Regions from separate parts of the Homo sapiens genome. Here region 1 is linked to region 2. Evidence: read pairs that join two places in POLR2A ChIA-PET (ENCODE). Cell type or tissue: A673. All regions are shown on one strand.

The links. Peaks named below come from ENCODE experiments on the same cell type or tissue, not always from the same donor. Only the 100,000 strongest peaks of a DNase experiment are listed, where the experiment ranks them.
Region 1: POLR2A ChIA-PET joins it to region 2 with 15 read pairs; 7 of 35 experiments call an interaction of 5 or more read pairs at or near these places.

The regions. Positions count from the first base shown.
Region 1 is chr1:180,889,956-180,897,955 of GRCh38, forward strand. It overlaps XPR1 (xenotropic and polytropic retrovirus receptor 1), which reads left to right. Exons shown (of 15, transcript NM_004736.4): 15 at 1-324. Among named protein-coding and RNA genes, the nearest start is that of LINC02816, 13 kb to the right of the region's middle. RefSeq lists a silencer at 7,887-8,000. In A673, no CTCF peak of the experiment used is centred here; no DNase peak of the experiment used is centred here.
Region 2 is chr1:181,092,923-181,100,922 of GRCh38, forward strand. No RefSeq gene overlaps it. Among named protein-coding and RNA genes, the nearest start is that of IER5, 8.2 kb to the left of the region's middle. RefSeq lists enhancers at 3,911-4,427, 6,761-6,960. In A673, no CTCF peak of the experiment used is centred here; DNase peaks (open chromatin) are centred at 2,129, 3,609, 6,429 and 6,819; H3K4me3 peaks cover 3,045 bases; H3K27ac peaks cover 6,760 bases.

The sequences.
Region 1 (8,000 bases), 200 kb before region 2:
TGGTAAATGGAAAAGGTGATGTCGAAGAATTGATGCTTGCTTGGACTCATGTTGTATCTGTGACTATGCTATTAGCTGTCTCCTTTTTCCTTCCTATATGGGTAGAATTCTTATGACTTATGAAGTTCCCTTCTTGATAAGTAGGTTAAATGCACAATGTGGTACTGTTTTATAGTTTCTAGATGGTTGTATAAAGCAAAAAGTTAATGTGGTTATGTGTTTTTAAAGAAAATAAGTGATTGGTCACTAAACTCTGTCCTTTTTTCATTATTACAATTTCTCTCTGTTTTCCAACAGTTTGCTGACTCCTTTGTCACTGGTGAATGGTTTGTGTGACTGTTTTTCTCTCTTGGTTTCTTGAATTCCTGAACATAGTTCCCCTTAGGACTAATTTTCATATGGGGTTAGGGCAAACAGACTACAGTGGTGAAATTTTTAAACTATCCTACTAAGTTAAAAGAAGTTTAAATGGCTTTTATCTTCAGGTAATATGTGAGGTGTGACTCTAAAGCAATGGGATTGTTGTAACAAATCTTTCTTTTACTCGCACAAAGAATCTCAAATATTACAAATATGAGGTGAAATGATGTGTCCAATTACATTTTGGAGAGGTGGACACTGCTATCACTGCATACCCATGCCCTGTGAGGGAACATAGGACTTTTCTGCAGAATTCCTGGACTAATTATTATTCCTTATATATATCTAGGAAAGATTACAAAATTAACTGACCCTAAGATGAATATACCCACAATGCAAAGGGAAAAATAATTTATTGACTAAAGCATCAAAGCCTTTCATCTTACTTTGGTGCCACAAACTCTGTTATTACTATATTTCTGTGTAGGCTAAATCAGAATATGATAATATGGAGTTTCCAGGCCAAAGTCAAAGATAGGATATGAATATATAAGAATCACTAGATACTCAACACCACTTTTACAATTTGATAATACATACTCAACATTTGTATGCCTATAGTATTTTATATTTTTCCAAATATGTAGCATCTCAGAAATATGTAGATTAATGAGTCATCTCAGTTTGTTGAAGAGACAAAGACCTCACTAGAGCAGCAGTCCACAATCCCCGGTGGTTCTAGGAAGCCACTCTGTCTTGTATCCATCCTAGACATATCCAGAAGAATCCTTAGAGTTTTAGTGACCTGCATCTTTATATGGATAACTTTTAGTCGATATTTTTTAAGGTTATGGGAATAATGACCTATTTTATACTTTATTTCTTAAGAGATGGGGTCTTTTTCTATGTTGCCCAGGCTGGCCTCAAACTCCTGGGCACAAGTGATCCCCAAATAGCTGGGAGTACAGGCATGCACCACCATGCCTGGCTTATACTTTTTGATTGACTTCTTTTTCTAGTGTCCCACCTTTTCCCTTAGAAGAATTGTGGAGTTCCTGTATTCTTAAAAATTAATATGTGTTTATTGAGTATGTGTTAATCCTATCATATGCTAGGCATTACTTTAATACTTTTAGTTGAAGTTGGTTTTATTATCGTTAGTTTTATGGAGACAAGAAGGGAAAGGTGATAAAATTATTTCTAAACTACATACTTATCTGAAACCACTGCCAGAAAAGCTAGACCGTCCTCTTACTAGGTATCACTGCCTCAGGGTAATCTGAATTTTCTATCTCAAGTTAGAGATTACTCTTCACCCCTTCCCAAGCAGATATTAAAGTCTCTTATTCTGTTTTTTTCCTTTAAAAAGTATCAGATCTGTCAAGAGTTGTTTCTTCAGAATCTTCTATTGCCAAAAACTGTTCTTATAATCTATTTTATCATTCACTCACTTTGTCACTGATTAACATATTAGCACCAAAGTTCAACCAATGCTTACCTTTATAAAATGAAAATTTCCCCTTATTTAAATAAATTTTATATTAATTGCTTAGCTGAATGGGAATGATAGTAATAGTATTCTGCCTTGCTCTACCTAGAGCACACCTATGGCTTCCATTCTACCTATGTGAATAATCAAAGTCAAGGTATGATATTTGGCGATACATGTACTATGCTACTCTGCTTCCTTATGGTCAGTTTCTAGGTTAAGGAGAAAACCAAGTAACTCAAGAGAACAGGCAGGTAACAGAAGAGAACCAAGGAGAAGCATATTAATACTAATTCCCAAACCCTCTCCCCTTTTACTAAATTTCAAATTATCATGTATTCTAAATATCACAATATTTTATGTTGTGTGGTTGAAGTAAACAAATTTGCTTATTTGTGGTTACTCAAAGCCTGTCTTCTGACTAGATGGGCCAATACAGTTTTTAAAGTTCAGTTAATCAGGGCTTTTGTATCCCTTTGGCAAGGAAATACACAAGATAATTTAGAAACATCAGTTCTTCAAATATTATTCCTGTCGACTGTTGGATTTAAACTTTTTTTCTACACTTTCATAGATACCGTAGGAAATTTTAGCCCCTCCCTAGGCAGCCGTGGTCAAAAGACTTGCCGGGCTGGATGTGTGCCTGCTGCTAGCTATTGACCGTCCATGAGGACATAGCCTGGTTTCCTTCTGTGGCAATGCCCTAGTCTTAACCAGCCTGCAACCCTAATAGGAACACAGTTCAGAGGAAAGGAGACATCCTTTTTCCAAAGGTGCTCCACTGTCAGCAGGAGGTCACACAAAATCATATTGACTAAATGTTTTAATGCCTGGTAAATAGTTGGGGCCTAAGGAATATTTGTTAAACTGAAAGGTAACTTCAGGAGTCTATCAGTAGATGAGCTGCTGAGTAAATTTAGGAGGTTATCAGCTTTTTTGATCAACTGCTGCCTCTAACTGGTGCTTCATCACTGGTGGACTTGCCAGGCTCCTCACTTTGATCCTTGTGTGAAGTCAGGTTGTTTGAAAACTTGATTCCAATGCTGCCCTCACCAGTACTGCAATAGCAGGTGCTTCTTCATTCTGTGGACTTTGTTTTATCCCAGGGTCAGTGTAATCACAGCTGACCCTTCCTGGCTGCTGCAGGGGAGACACATCTCACATTAGTGCATGTCGTGTGGTGCCCATCCCGTGTATAGAGGAGAAAAGTAACTGGCTCTGGACACCAACAATTACTGAACCTGGAGGAGGACCCAAATCTAACTAGCTCCGTAGCCCACATACTCTCTCCCTTGAAAAAAGAAGGAAGGGGGAATTTTTTTTTTTTTTTTTTTCCTGCTTGGCAGACAAGACTAGGAAGTGCCTTGTGAATTACTCCCTTTTTTTTTTTTTTTTTTTTTTTTTTTTTTTGAAACGGAGTCTCGGCTCACTGCAGGCTCTGCCTCCCAGGTTCACACAATTCTCCTGCCTCAGCCTCCGAAGTAGCTGGGACTACAGGTGCCCGCCACCACGCCCGGCTAATTTTTTTGTATTTTTAGTAGAGATGGGGTTTCACCGTGTTAAGCCAGGATGGTCTCAATCTCCTGACCTCGTGATCCGCCCACCTCGGCCTCCCAAAGTGCTGAGATTACAGGTGTGAGCCACTGCGCCCGGCCGAATTACTGCTTCTTTCTAAAGTTATGCCTGCTTGAGTCTGAATATAACCATTTTAAAGAAAATCAAAGAACATCCCCCTCCCTCCCACAAATGCATAAATATAGGTTTCTCTAAAAGCCTGGGTCGCACTGACTACGGCTTTTTGGAAATTTGTCCTCTGTCCCTCCATGGAAGACAAATCTAGCATTTTGTAAAAAATTAAACAGTAACAACAAACAACTCCCTATTGGCTGCTTTTCACAGGATGCCTCTCCCTTGAAGCAGCCACCCTCTTTCCCTAAGCGCTTATTTTCCCTCCCCTCCCCTCCCCTTCCTTCCGGTTGTTAAAACTTTCACCAGTGAGAGGATGGTGTACTGCAGTAAGGCAAGCACTTGCAGTGTGTCAGGCATTTGAGATATAGGGAGGAGACAGTAACTATGGGGCAATGAGGGTGGATGGCTATTGCTAAGTGCCACTGATGCCTCAAGAAGGATAATGAACATCAGAGAGCAAGTACCAGGCAACTGGAAGCCAGATGTGGAAGCCCGAGGACCACTAGTTGCATACAGAGAATCTCTCATCTGCAGTGGAAGGGAAGAGAAAGTGAGGACTAAGCCCAGGGCTTAATAGAGTGGCAGAATTTCAGACAGTTAAAACACCCAACCAAGGCAGGTCTGATATGTAAGGTCAAGGACCCAATTGGGAAAACCTAACACATGAGATGGCAATATCTGCTTGGATCCCCCCCAAAGACTTTTACTTCCTGAACCCCTCAGAACATTCTGAACCTATACATATGCCTCCCCCATTCCTTGCTAGCACTCTCCATTCCCAATATTACACTGGCCCTTCTTGTGCAAGACAATGTATGCACCTTTCAGAGTCCTCTATGACTCAGCTGGGGACATGCTGGGCTTGCTAAGGGAGAATAGGGACTATACTGAACTGTAAGATGTAGTCAGCATGGACTGACAGGAGCTGGAGGAGATTCTGAGAGCACTTGAAGAGGGGGACCAGAACATAAGGTAGAAGAGAGGACAATTTTTGACTTGAAAGGGTTTTTCTAAGATACAGAATTTAACTCCCTAGCATAAGTATCCCAGGTGTTGGTGTAAACTTGCTGCTAGCATGGCTTCTAGAAAGCTGGAAAAAGTGATGGCCCATGTTGAACAAAGTTAAAATTCCAGAATTTCTATGGGAGACAATGGAGGAAGGGAAGGAAAGGAGAGGAAAGGAGGGAGGGAGACCATATTGTGGGGAGACAGAGGAATATAGACTATTGCCACATCCTATGCCTCTTCTCTCCACTCTTGTTTAATTGACCACTTGGGCCCCTGAAGAAACTGGATGGGTTAGGGAGGGTCATTGTAGACCATCACAAGCTCAATCAAGTATAATCCCAATTGCATGCTGCCAGATGTATCTTCATTAGACCAGATCTATACTGCCTTAAGTATATGGGTATACAGCTGTTGATTTAGTGCAGGCATTCTTTTCTCTTCCAGTCAGAATCAGAAACAGTTCACATTTTCATGGAAATGATAATACACATTAACAGTTTTGCTCCAAGGCCATGCTAAGTCCAAAGAAGTGTGGACCAGCTGGACATCCACAGAACATCACATTGATCCATTACAACAATGCCACCATGTTGATTGGGCTGGATGAGCAAGAAGTGGCTAGCACACTGCAGACCTTGGTAAGATATGTGTTTCCCCGAGGGTTGGAGATTATCCTGAGTAGATTCAGGAGCCTGCTACATCTGTAATATTTTCAGGAGTTCAGTAATCAAGTCCAGTAGCCGTAGACATCTTCTCCAAAGTAAAAGACAAATTATCGCACCTTGTACCTCCTAAGGAAGAAGAAAGCAGAGTGCCTGGAAGCCTCAGTTTCTTAAGTCAGCATATTCTGCACCTGGGGATACTACTACAACTCATATCAGGTGACATGACAGACTGCCATTTTTGAGTGGGTCCCAGAGCAGGAAAGGGCTCTGCAACCAGCCCAGGGTATCAAGCAAGCAATCCTGTGGCTTAGGCTGTATGATCTGACAGACTCTATGGCAGTATCAGTGGTGGGAAAAGATATTGTGCAGAGTTTGTGGCAAGCCCCAGTGGGTATCAGAATGCAAGCCGCTGAGGCTCTAGAGAAAGACCCCGCCATCTTCAGTGAAGAATTGCATACCTTTGAAAAACAACTCCTACCCTGCTAGCGAGCCCTGGTAGAGGAGAAAGAGTGTCTGACCATGGTCACCATGGACAATGTGGCTAGAACTGTCCAAAAAGTACTGTGTCCTATCAAGCCCAATAAGTCAGATGGCCCCAGCAACAATCCATTGTAAGATGGATGTGGTACCTCCAGAAATGAGCACAAGTGGGGTCAGAGGACACAAGCAGGCTGCATGAGCAGAAAACCCAGACCCCCTGTCATCTGCTACATTGTACCACAGCTCCCCTTTCAGAGCACACCTGTGGCTGTACGGGGGATCCTATAAGACCAGTTGAAAGAGGAGGGGAAAGCCTGAGCTTGTTTCATGGATGGGTCAGCTCCACATACGGATGCAAGCTGAAATCAGATGGTAGCTACACTGCAGCCTCACAAGGGTAGTCTTGAAAGACAGTAGTGAAGGAAAAGCTTCCTAATGATCAGAGCTTTGAGTAGTGCACCTGGTCACCCACTTAGTGTGGGAAAGAGAAGTGATCTAAGGTTAGAATATATAGTGGAAAATGGCCTGGCCCAGATGGTCAGAAAAAACAGATCAGGGATAAGGAGGCTGGGGCAGAGGCACATGAATGGACCTAAGGGAGCGGGCAAATCTTTGTATCACATGTTAACAACCACCAAAGAGCATCCACCATTGACAACTAAACAGCCAGGCAGTCGGGTGACTCAGCCCACCAACTTCAGCCAGCCAGGCTCGCCAGTGTTGGCATGATGGCAACATGAACAAAGTGGCAGAGATGGAGGCTCTTCTTGTATGGGCCAACAGCATGGAGTCTCAATCAAGATAATTTGTCTGCTGCTTCAAGGCCCAAACTACCTGCAACAGAGACCAACACTGAGTCCCCAATATGGCACCCATTCCTCAAGAAAACCAGCTACTTGATGGCAAGTTGGCAAAATGGGGCTTTTCCGTCCTGGAAGGCCCAGTAGTTTGTTCTTACAGGAATAGGCACATATGGAGGGTATGGGTTTCCCTTTCCTAACCATAGAGTCTCAACTAGCACCACCATCCAAAGGCTCAGAGAGTGTTTGATCCGCTAGCGTGAGATTCCATATATCACCTTAGACCAGAGGATCAACTTCACAGCAAAGGAGGAGTGGGAGAGAACCCAAGACCATGGGATTCATTAATGGTAGCGCATAATGCATCACCTAGAAGCTGCCAACCTGAATGAGCATTGGAATGGTATGCTGAAGACATAGCTAAAGTGCCAGATCAAAGGCAATACTCCGTGAGCATGGGTGACATCCTCCAGGATTCAGTAATGCATTGGATCAAAGACTCATACATGCTACTGTCCCCTAAGGACACATGGGAAGAAGGAATGAAGGAAGAGAGGGAGGGAGGGAGAAAGGAAAGGAAGGAAAGGAAAGGAAAGGAAGGAAGGAGGGAGGGAGGGAGGGGGGAGGAAGGGAGGGAAAGAAATGAAAAGGAAAGAGGCTACCTTTTTGGTGATTTGTAAGGATCTAGCAGCCATAATCGTCACCGCTGCTCTCCTAGGAGACAGAGACAAGTCTCCTGGGCCCAGCTCCCACGGCTGCTACCACAGTGGAATGGGGCATTGGTGGAGAGGTCTAAGGGACAGAAATGGATTGGAGAGGTGATTCTGTGTGAACAGCATATTGGAGAGAAAAGTGAACACCCATGAACCTTTCAGATGCAGCTGCTGAATGAGGGTTGTGGGCCCAGTGGGGCAGGGCGTTACACATACAATATAAAACCAGAGCTCTGAAGAGCTTGAAAAACCCTCAGTGTGTGTCACTCGGGAAGGCTTCTAAGCAATTTGTGGAAGACACATTGGGGATCCCTGAGCCCACTGGCCCCCCAGGGCTCTGCTCTGCTCGGCACAGTAAAGGTGGCACCCAGCACCCCGTCTCAGCTCGTGGACACCCTTCCCTAATATGCTGTGACAAGAACCACTATGTTGCAGCCACTTAAGACATTAAACACCCACTCTGCATGCAACCCCCGTCGTCCCCAGGGGCTCCTTGGGAGAGCAGCTGCCTCAGCAGACCCTCACCTCCTTCCGGCCCCTTCACCCCTCCATGCCCCTTTTTTTTTTTTTTTTTTTTTTTTTTTTTGAGACGGAGTCTTGCTCTGTCTCCCAGGCTGGAGTGCAGTGGTGCGATCTAGGCTCACTGCAAGCTCTGCCTCCCGAGTTCATGCCATTCTGCCTCAGCCTCCCAAGTAGCTGGGACCACACGCGCCCACCACCACGCCTGGCTAATTTTTTTTGTATTTTTTTAATAGAGATGGGGTTTCACCATGTTAGCCAGGATGGTCTTGATCTT
Region 2 (8,000 bases):
TTTTATTCCTCTTTTTCTCTGGACACTTGGCAGTCAGGAAGCTTTGTTCTACCAACATAGTTTTGTTGCTGTGAATGTCTCACACCAACCGGATGATTTTTCCAATTGTATCAAACAACTCTATTTTCAGGGAGGAGTAAGCTGAAGTGAAAACAGGCAAGGAGCAAAGTTCTTGTTGACATACAAATGCTTTCTGTGGATGAGTAAAGAAAAAAGTAGCCCATAAAGTTATTTTTGCTTGAATTATTGCGCATGGAATGTTTAAAACATGCTTATTGATAGGTTCTGGACAAGAGCCTTCCCAATGCCAACCTAGGGCTATCACACAACCAAATCAGATGCAGTGTGACTAGAAACGATGCCATGGTTTTAGTACCTAACCACTTCTTCACCACTCTGGGAGGGACCTAGTCTCTTGATCAAATTAACCTTAGCTCTGGGGTGTAAAAAAACCTTCTGACTGCTGCGTAAAAGCCAGATGTTTAAAGTGCTTTCCAACAAGTACTCCAAGAAGATCACATTAATAGGGAATAAAGTCTGGGCGCGGTGGCTCACACCTGTAATCCCAGCACTTTGGGAGGCCGAGGCAGGTGGATCACCTGAGGTCAGGAGTTCAAGACCAGCCTGGCCAACATGGTGAAACCCTGTCTCTACTAAAAATATAAAAATTAGCCAGGTGTGGTGGTGGGAAAAAAGAGAATAAAGGGATAAATGTTAGTAATGTATTTTTTTTTTTGAGACAGAGTCTTGCTCTGTCACCCAGGCTAGAGTGCAGTGGTGTGATCTCAGCTCACTGTAACCTCTGCCTCCCTAGTTCAAGCGATTGTCCTGCTTCAGCCTCCCAAAGTGCTGGGATTACAGGCATGCACCACCACGTCTGGCTAACTTTTGTATTTTTAGTAGAGACGGGGTTTCACCATGTTGACCAGGCTGGTCTCAAACTCCTGACCTCCGGTGATCCACCTGCCTTGGCCTCCCAAAGTGCTGGGATTACAGGCGTGAGCCACTGCCCCCGGCCTAGTATGTACTTCTCAACCATGTTGTTTTAACCCTGTCTTCCCTTTTAGAAACCATCATTTGTTCTTGGCGATGGGAACTAATGATGGAAAGCCTGAATTGCTCCTCCAAGGTGACTGGGTTTTCTTTATGGCACCAAATAACCTTTCCATTCCTTCTACTCATCACTGATTGGATTTGGGAGTGTGAAGTGAGAGGAAATGGGTCATTTGACAACTTTGGTGGAAAGCTTCTCAGAATAAAGATGTCAGAAATATTGGGAATGAAATTAATAATTATAAAACTGTTCCATCTTATCACTGGGTTAGTCTGAGTCTCTCTTACTGCAACTTACTAGGCATGATAACCTAGCCTCAGATCCTGTGTGATGGGGTCGACAGGCTAATCCCACTGTGATATGGCATTTGATGGACATTTATTTCCTTGTACTTTTTTAAAAAAAAGTAGAGTTAGTTCAGTTCACTGAATAACCAAAGGATTTCTGATCTCTTGCCCTAAATATTTTATTCTTCTCCTGTTTGTGAATTTTTTATTCTTCTAGACTTCCTTTTATCCCAGCAGTCCCTGAAAAAAGACAGGAATGAAAAGAAACGCTGATCCAACCTTTCCGTGACTATGAAAGAGGCCATTACTATGAGGTGCAGTGCTCCGGTGGGGAGGGAGGCCTGCTTCCCAGGATTCCTGGCACTCTTTCCAGTAATGAGCAGTTTGTCTCTCAGCCTTTGAACCATTGTTCAAATTTAAAATTCAACCCAGTGGAAAGCCTTGGGAGGAAAAAACATAGAAGGAGAGTTGATGTTAGGAATCACTGTGATCTTAACACATGCCCTTGGAGTTTTTCAGTAATAATTCTTAAGGGTACGATAGGGAACAAATGTGGAAGAGCAGAAAGTGTGAAAGGATACGCACATCTAGCTGAATGCCTCCTTCCTGATTCAAACACAGTTTTTCCCAATGCCTGCTACCACTGCTCCCTCCCGCAGTGGGAATGGGGGTTTTAAAATAAAATCTCTCTCTAGCAATTGCTGTCTCCCAGAGGAATACAGCCCAAAGCTCTTTGCTGGACTACAGCCTGGGGTTTATCTCAGACCTCTGGAATCCTTCAGGCAGGGAAGGAGAAACCTCCAGGGACTGCATTCCTGAAAGGGCCTCTCCTCTTTCCTCTCCAGACCAGCAGCAGCCTCTATCACCGGATGCTGCCCACTTATGGGCAGGTGAAATAGAGTATTGGCTATCAGCTTTTGGAAGCTGCAGGAAGAAGGGCTGGTACCCAGCACTGCTACTGAGCATCTCTAGCAGGTGATTCTTTTAGGGGACTGGCATAGAGCTGGCCTGGTGTATTATATTAGTCCGTTTTCACACCACTATAAAGAAATACCCAAGACTGGGTAACTGACAAAAGAGATTTAATTGGCTCACAGTTCGCATGTCTGGGGAAGCCTCAGGAAACTTACAATCATGGTGGAAGGGGAAGCGGGCACGTCTTACATGGCAGCAGGTGAGGGCACGTGTAAGCGCGGGAAAAACTACCATTTATAAAACTATCATGGGAACAGCATGGGGGAACCACCCCATAATCCAATTACTTCTCTCCCCTGACACTGGGGATTACAACTTGAGATTTGGGTGGGGACATAGAGGCAAACCGTTATCATCTGGGATATTTGCAGTAAATCTACTTTTTATGTAATAAAGTTTTCTGGGACCTGGTCACAAGAAGCCTCTAGGCCTGTGTGGTAAGCCATATCCCTAACTTACAGGATGGTGAGACAGCTGCCCCTTTTCCATCCATTTAGCACCAAGGCAGTCCTGGTCCCAGCCCTCTGCTTTTTCCCTATGAATGGGGCCTCTGCAAGGTTGCCCCAGCCCAATCGTTCTATCAGATGCCAAGACAAGGCTCCTTTCAGTTTTTCTAGAATTCAGGGATGTGCGGAAAGCCATGTGTTCCCACCTGCTTGTTCTTCAACCCATTCCACCTCTCAAGTCGGGGCAGAGCAGCTGTTGGAAACTTGCATGCTGTGAGGTAAAAGAAAAACCATTTTGTTCCCTCTGTGCAAACACTGATGTTGTCTCTGAAGTGTAGGATTTCCTTTGGTACTCTCTACACTTGATCCTCTTCCAGAATCCAAGATACCATCCATGAGTTTTTCTCTATGTTGATCCACATCTGGTTCGTTCTTTCTAGCCAGTCACAGGATCTGCCTGTCTTCTGTGGCACAGATACTTCCTTCAGCGCTGTAGCTGTTTTGTCTTTCCATTTCTGTCTGTCTGGGTCTTTCTCTGTCTCCCCTCCCTCCACCCTCTCTTGAGGACTCTCATGTTCATTATTTTCCTCGGGAAGAATCTGACTGCTAAGGAGAGAACTGTGAGTGGGAATGCTACAGCCTGCTAAGAAGGAGCAGAGATTTGGATTTCCTGACCACGAGACTTGCAAAGAATCTCCAGAGACTCTGGGCCCTGGAGATCAAGCCACAGCTGTGTTAGCTGGAAATCATCCTCTCACTGTGTCTCACCAGACCGCCAATTCCATCATAATAGCAGGGGGTGGGTAGGGGAGTATACATCCTAGAAACAGGAGCAGCAGCTGAAACCCAACTTGGCTTGTGGCCAGATGCAGGAAAGGAGAGGCAAAGCCAGGGGAGCCCGAACGTGGGCTACAAGGCATTTCCGCTCCCCACCCCAACTTTTTTTTTTTTTTTTTTTTTTTTTTTTTTTTTTTTGCTGGAACTGCGTGTGCTGCTTTCTAGAACAGATAATGAATCACAGAGCTGCTCAGATGGAGAAATCCAAAAGTGCCTCTTTGCCTTATCTCCCCCTTCTAGGCTTTGATTGATTAATAGAGACTTTTTACAGAGTCACTAAAGTGGGAGTGGGGAGTCCTCATAACCCCCTGGGGTCGTGCAGCAGAGGTGACCAGCGGGAAGTGAGCTACAGGATTGTGAAGTGATGTGGGGAGGTGGAGGAGGAACTGCCACTCAGTCAAGTTCTGCTCAAGAAGGTCTGCTATGGGCCGAGTGAATTTAGGGCAGGAGCACCCCACCCACTTTTTTCTCCTTGGCTTTTCTTAAACTGCATCACAACCTCCTGTTTTCTTCAGACAATTTCCAAGTTTTATTTTTGGTTTGGAAAAGGGTGAAAGTGCCTTGGCATCTGCATTTATCAGCTAGCACTCTGTGTGACCTACTTAAGAGACTGTGTAGTGACTTTTCTTTTTAGGGCCATGGGAGAAATCCCTAAAAGCAAAGATTCAGTGTCAGAAACTGAAGTTGAGGTATATGGGATGCTCTGCTTGGGTGATTATGTTCTACAGCTCCTGCCGGTTTCTCCCCGCACCCCCCTGCCTCTTCAGAATGCATTTTGAAAGGCGCTCCTAGCCTGCACTGCAGAGAGCAGCTGTAAAGATGCGGTGTGGGGGCGATTCTGGTGCGTGGGCTGGCCCAGCTGTCTGCTTCCCAACCTTTCAGTCACCTCAGCATCAGGCATCTGGCTGCCTAACATGGAGCTGGCAGCTTGCTAAGGCTCCTGAATGCCCTCAGGAGATGAAGCGGGGAGTCTCTTACTTTACCAGGCAGAAAAGACTAAATGAGGTCCAGAGAGTGAGCAGCAGGTCATCATGAATGGTCAAGTGAGGACCCAAGCAGAGGCAGTGTTAGAATCAGCCCTGGACTGATTCCTTGAGACCTCTCTGGGCAAAGGGCTGTGGTCTTGACTCTGAACATGTGACTCACGATTTGAAAAGTCATTCATCTTTGTTGGTTTCTATTTACAGTTTTAAAATAAAGTATCCACTTGCCTCACAATTGTGATTAGAAGATAAATTAGTGTTTGTAAAGCAAAGCTAAAAGATATAAACAACTCACTCCTGGATCCCATCAATTAAGCATTGACAGGAACACCCAGAAGAAACTCATGAATAGGGAATACAAAGATGCAGACAACAGGACCCTGGCCCTCACGACCATTACATTCCAGTTAAGACGCAAAACAACATAGAACCCCCCCAAAACTTGATAGTATGTTAAGTGTCGGCTAGTCGCTTGCTTCTTAAAGTATGGTCCAGGGACCATGGGTATCATCTGGGAGCTTATGAAAAATGGAGAGTATCTCAGGCCCCACTTCAGACCTACTGAATCTACAGTTTAACAAGATCCCCAGGTGATCAATATGCACATTAAAGTTTAAAGAGCAGATATTTCCACTGATCTCAGAATCAAGCATGAATTTCTCAGCTTTAGGTCACTCAAGGTCCAGCTGTGTCTTGTTATTTCTTCTCTCACATGCTGCCTCCAGCCATACGAACTATCTGCAGTTTAGGTAACTTATTTGCAGGCTTCTGGGCCTCTTCACGTGCTGCTTCCTAGAGAGGCATGGTCAAGTTTACAGCTTAACTGTGAGAATAAAGAAACTACAGGGAAGGAAAAAGAGCAGAAAGCTAAGACCTAGTGATGAGGAAGCCTAGAGGTAGGGGCTAGAATAGGAAGAGGGCTCTGTTAAAAGGAACAGTTTGCAGAGAGGTAGGAGTAGAGTCTGGCTGCTGTGAAGGGAGATGGGGCAAAGAAAATGTCCTTGAACTAAGACTGCCATTAGTGAATTATTATTATTATTTGAGACAGGGTCTTGCTGTGTCTCCCAGGCTACAGTGCAGTGGAACGATCACAGCTCACTGCAGCCTCAGCCTCCCAAAGTAGTTGGGACTACAGGAGCGCACCACCATGCCAACTAATGTTTATATTTTTTGTAGAGATGAAGTGTCGCCATGTTGCCCAGGTTGGTCTTGAACTCCTGACCTCAAAAGATCTTCCTGCCCTCAGACTTTCAAACTACTGGGATTACAGGTGTGAGCCACTGTGCCCAGCCACATTTTTTTTCTTTTAGAGACAGGGTCTTTGTTGCCCAGGCTGGAGTGCAGTGGTGCAATCATAGCTTACTGCAGCCTTGAACTCCTTGGACAAAGTGATCCTCCTGCCTCAGCCTCCCGAGTAGCTGGCACTACATGCACACGCCTCTATGCTCAGCTAAGTTTTAACTAGTGAATTTTGACAGAGGTTCTGTAGAAGATGGTAGAGAAAACTAGATTATAAGTGAGTGGAAAGATGTGGGGGCCCTGGCTGTAGCTCCTTCCCCAAGAAATTTGGCATAAAGGCAAAAAAGAACCAGGTGGCAGCTAGAAAGGATCTGGGGTCAATTGAAAGGGCCTGCACATGTCTTAAGGCAGAACCATTGGGTGCAGAAAACAGCTAGAGTGACGGTGAATGGGATTTGAATACATAAACTCCTAAATATGAGTCTCTTATCAGGAGGAATAAACCCTTTCTTTTTCTTCTCCGGTCAAATAAAAGGAGACAAGAGACACTAATAAATCACTCCAGGGACCTTGTTAGTATCAGCAGTCTGCATTCCCCTCCTCAATCCCAGCTCACGAAGAACCTTGCAGCTGAAACTCCAGCATACCAGTTGGCAAGGTAACAAACTGCTAAGGGATCCTGGAGAATAAAAGGATCACTCCTGAAACCCTAGTGCTGCCAGCTACTAATCTAAAGATAGAGATTTCTGATGCTTCATCCCCTTTATAGATTAGGAGTTTAAAACATATTGGAATGGAAACATGTGCTATGAGGAAAGCAGGATTTGTCATTCTTGCCAGCAGAAAACACACATGCACACACGTGCACACGCGCACTTGTAGTCTGTTCTCATTTGGAAAGCCAGTTATGAATGAGCATGGTTTCCTGGGTAAAAATTTTCTCTTCCTTCCCTCCCCACCAAGTCTGACCTCATCTGTCATTTTCAGTGTTATGGAGGATTAGTCTGAGACTGAAAACAGGTTGAGACATGTCCAAAAAAGAGGCTCCGGATACCGAGAGAGGAGGGAGAGAAGCCAAGCAGTTTGAGGTCTCTTAAGGCAACTGACAAGAAGATCAAGAGAAGAATGTTAAGAGTAAGAGAGGAGAGTGGAGTGGACGGATAGGGAAGGCAAGAGAGACAGATGTCTGTGATGATTTAACGAGAAACACGAGATTAAAATAAATTCAGAGTCAGAAAACAGGAAGAATGTGAGGAGAAAAAGGTAATGGACTGAGAACTGCAGTGTATTTGATAAAACATAGCCCCGTTCAGATGGAAAAACAGCATCATCCCCCAGCAAACTCCTCTGGAACGTGGGGGTGGGGGGAATGCAAAAGAATTAATAGCTCCACTTGGTAGTGGGATCCTTTCATGCTAAAGGTGTGAAAGTGATTTACAAACCGGCATCATTACTGGACCTTTGTCACAGTTTGCTGAAAAGATAAGGTGAGGCTCTAACTTGTTAGTCTTTGCATGCCTAGACCACCCAGAGACAAAACTCAACCCAGGGCTCAAAATTCCTCCAGTCTGTTTGCTCTCTGTCCTAATTAGTGAAGCTATTTCTAAAAACAAACAGATATCTCGTCTCACAGATTCCCTCGCCCCACTGCTATCTGCATTTAGTGCCTTCTCCTGACTTGTCTGATTCTTCCACTCGCATTTCTTCTCAGGTACCAGGGTTGCAAATCTTGGCCTTACCCCCTACCTCCACCCCCCATCCCCCATACCTCTTACCAACACATCTAAACACTCGTTAAGCTCACAGCATTATCTTCACAATGTAGTTCACTTCTATTCCTGCTTTCTAGTTCCCACTGATACCATCTTCGTTCTTCAAACACTTCTTAGTCTGTTCTCCATTTCGCGTCAAAGCCCCCCTCACCCCCACCCCAGCCCTACCTTATAACTAATGGATTACTCATCTGACAGTACAGTTTTGGTGATGTTATCAGTCTCTGACTCAAAAGCCTCTAATAACTTCCCATATTCTCTATGAACTCCTCTGCCTGCCAGTCAGCCTTTCATTTAGCCATCATTTATTGTCTACTTTGTGTCAGGCACTGGGTACAAAGATGAGTAAGGAAGTTGATATCTAGAGGGAAGAGGGATGAAAAATGGATCATTACAATCCAGGGTTA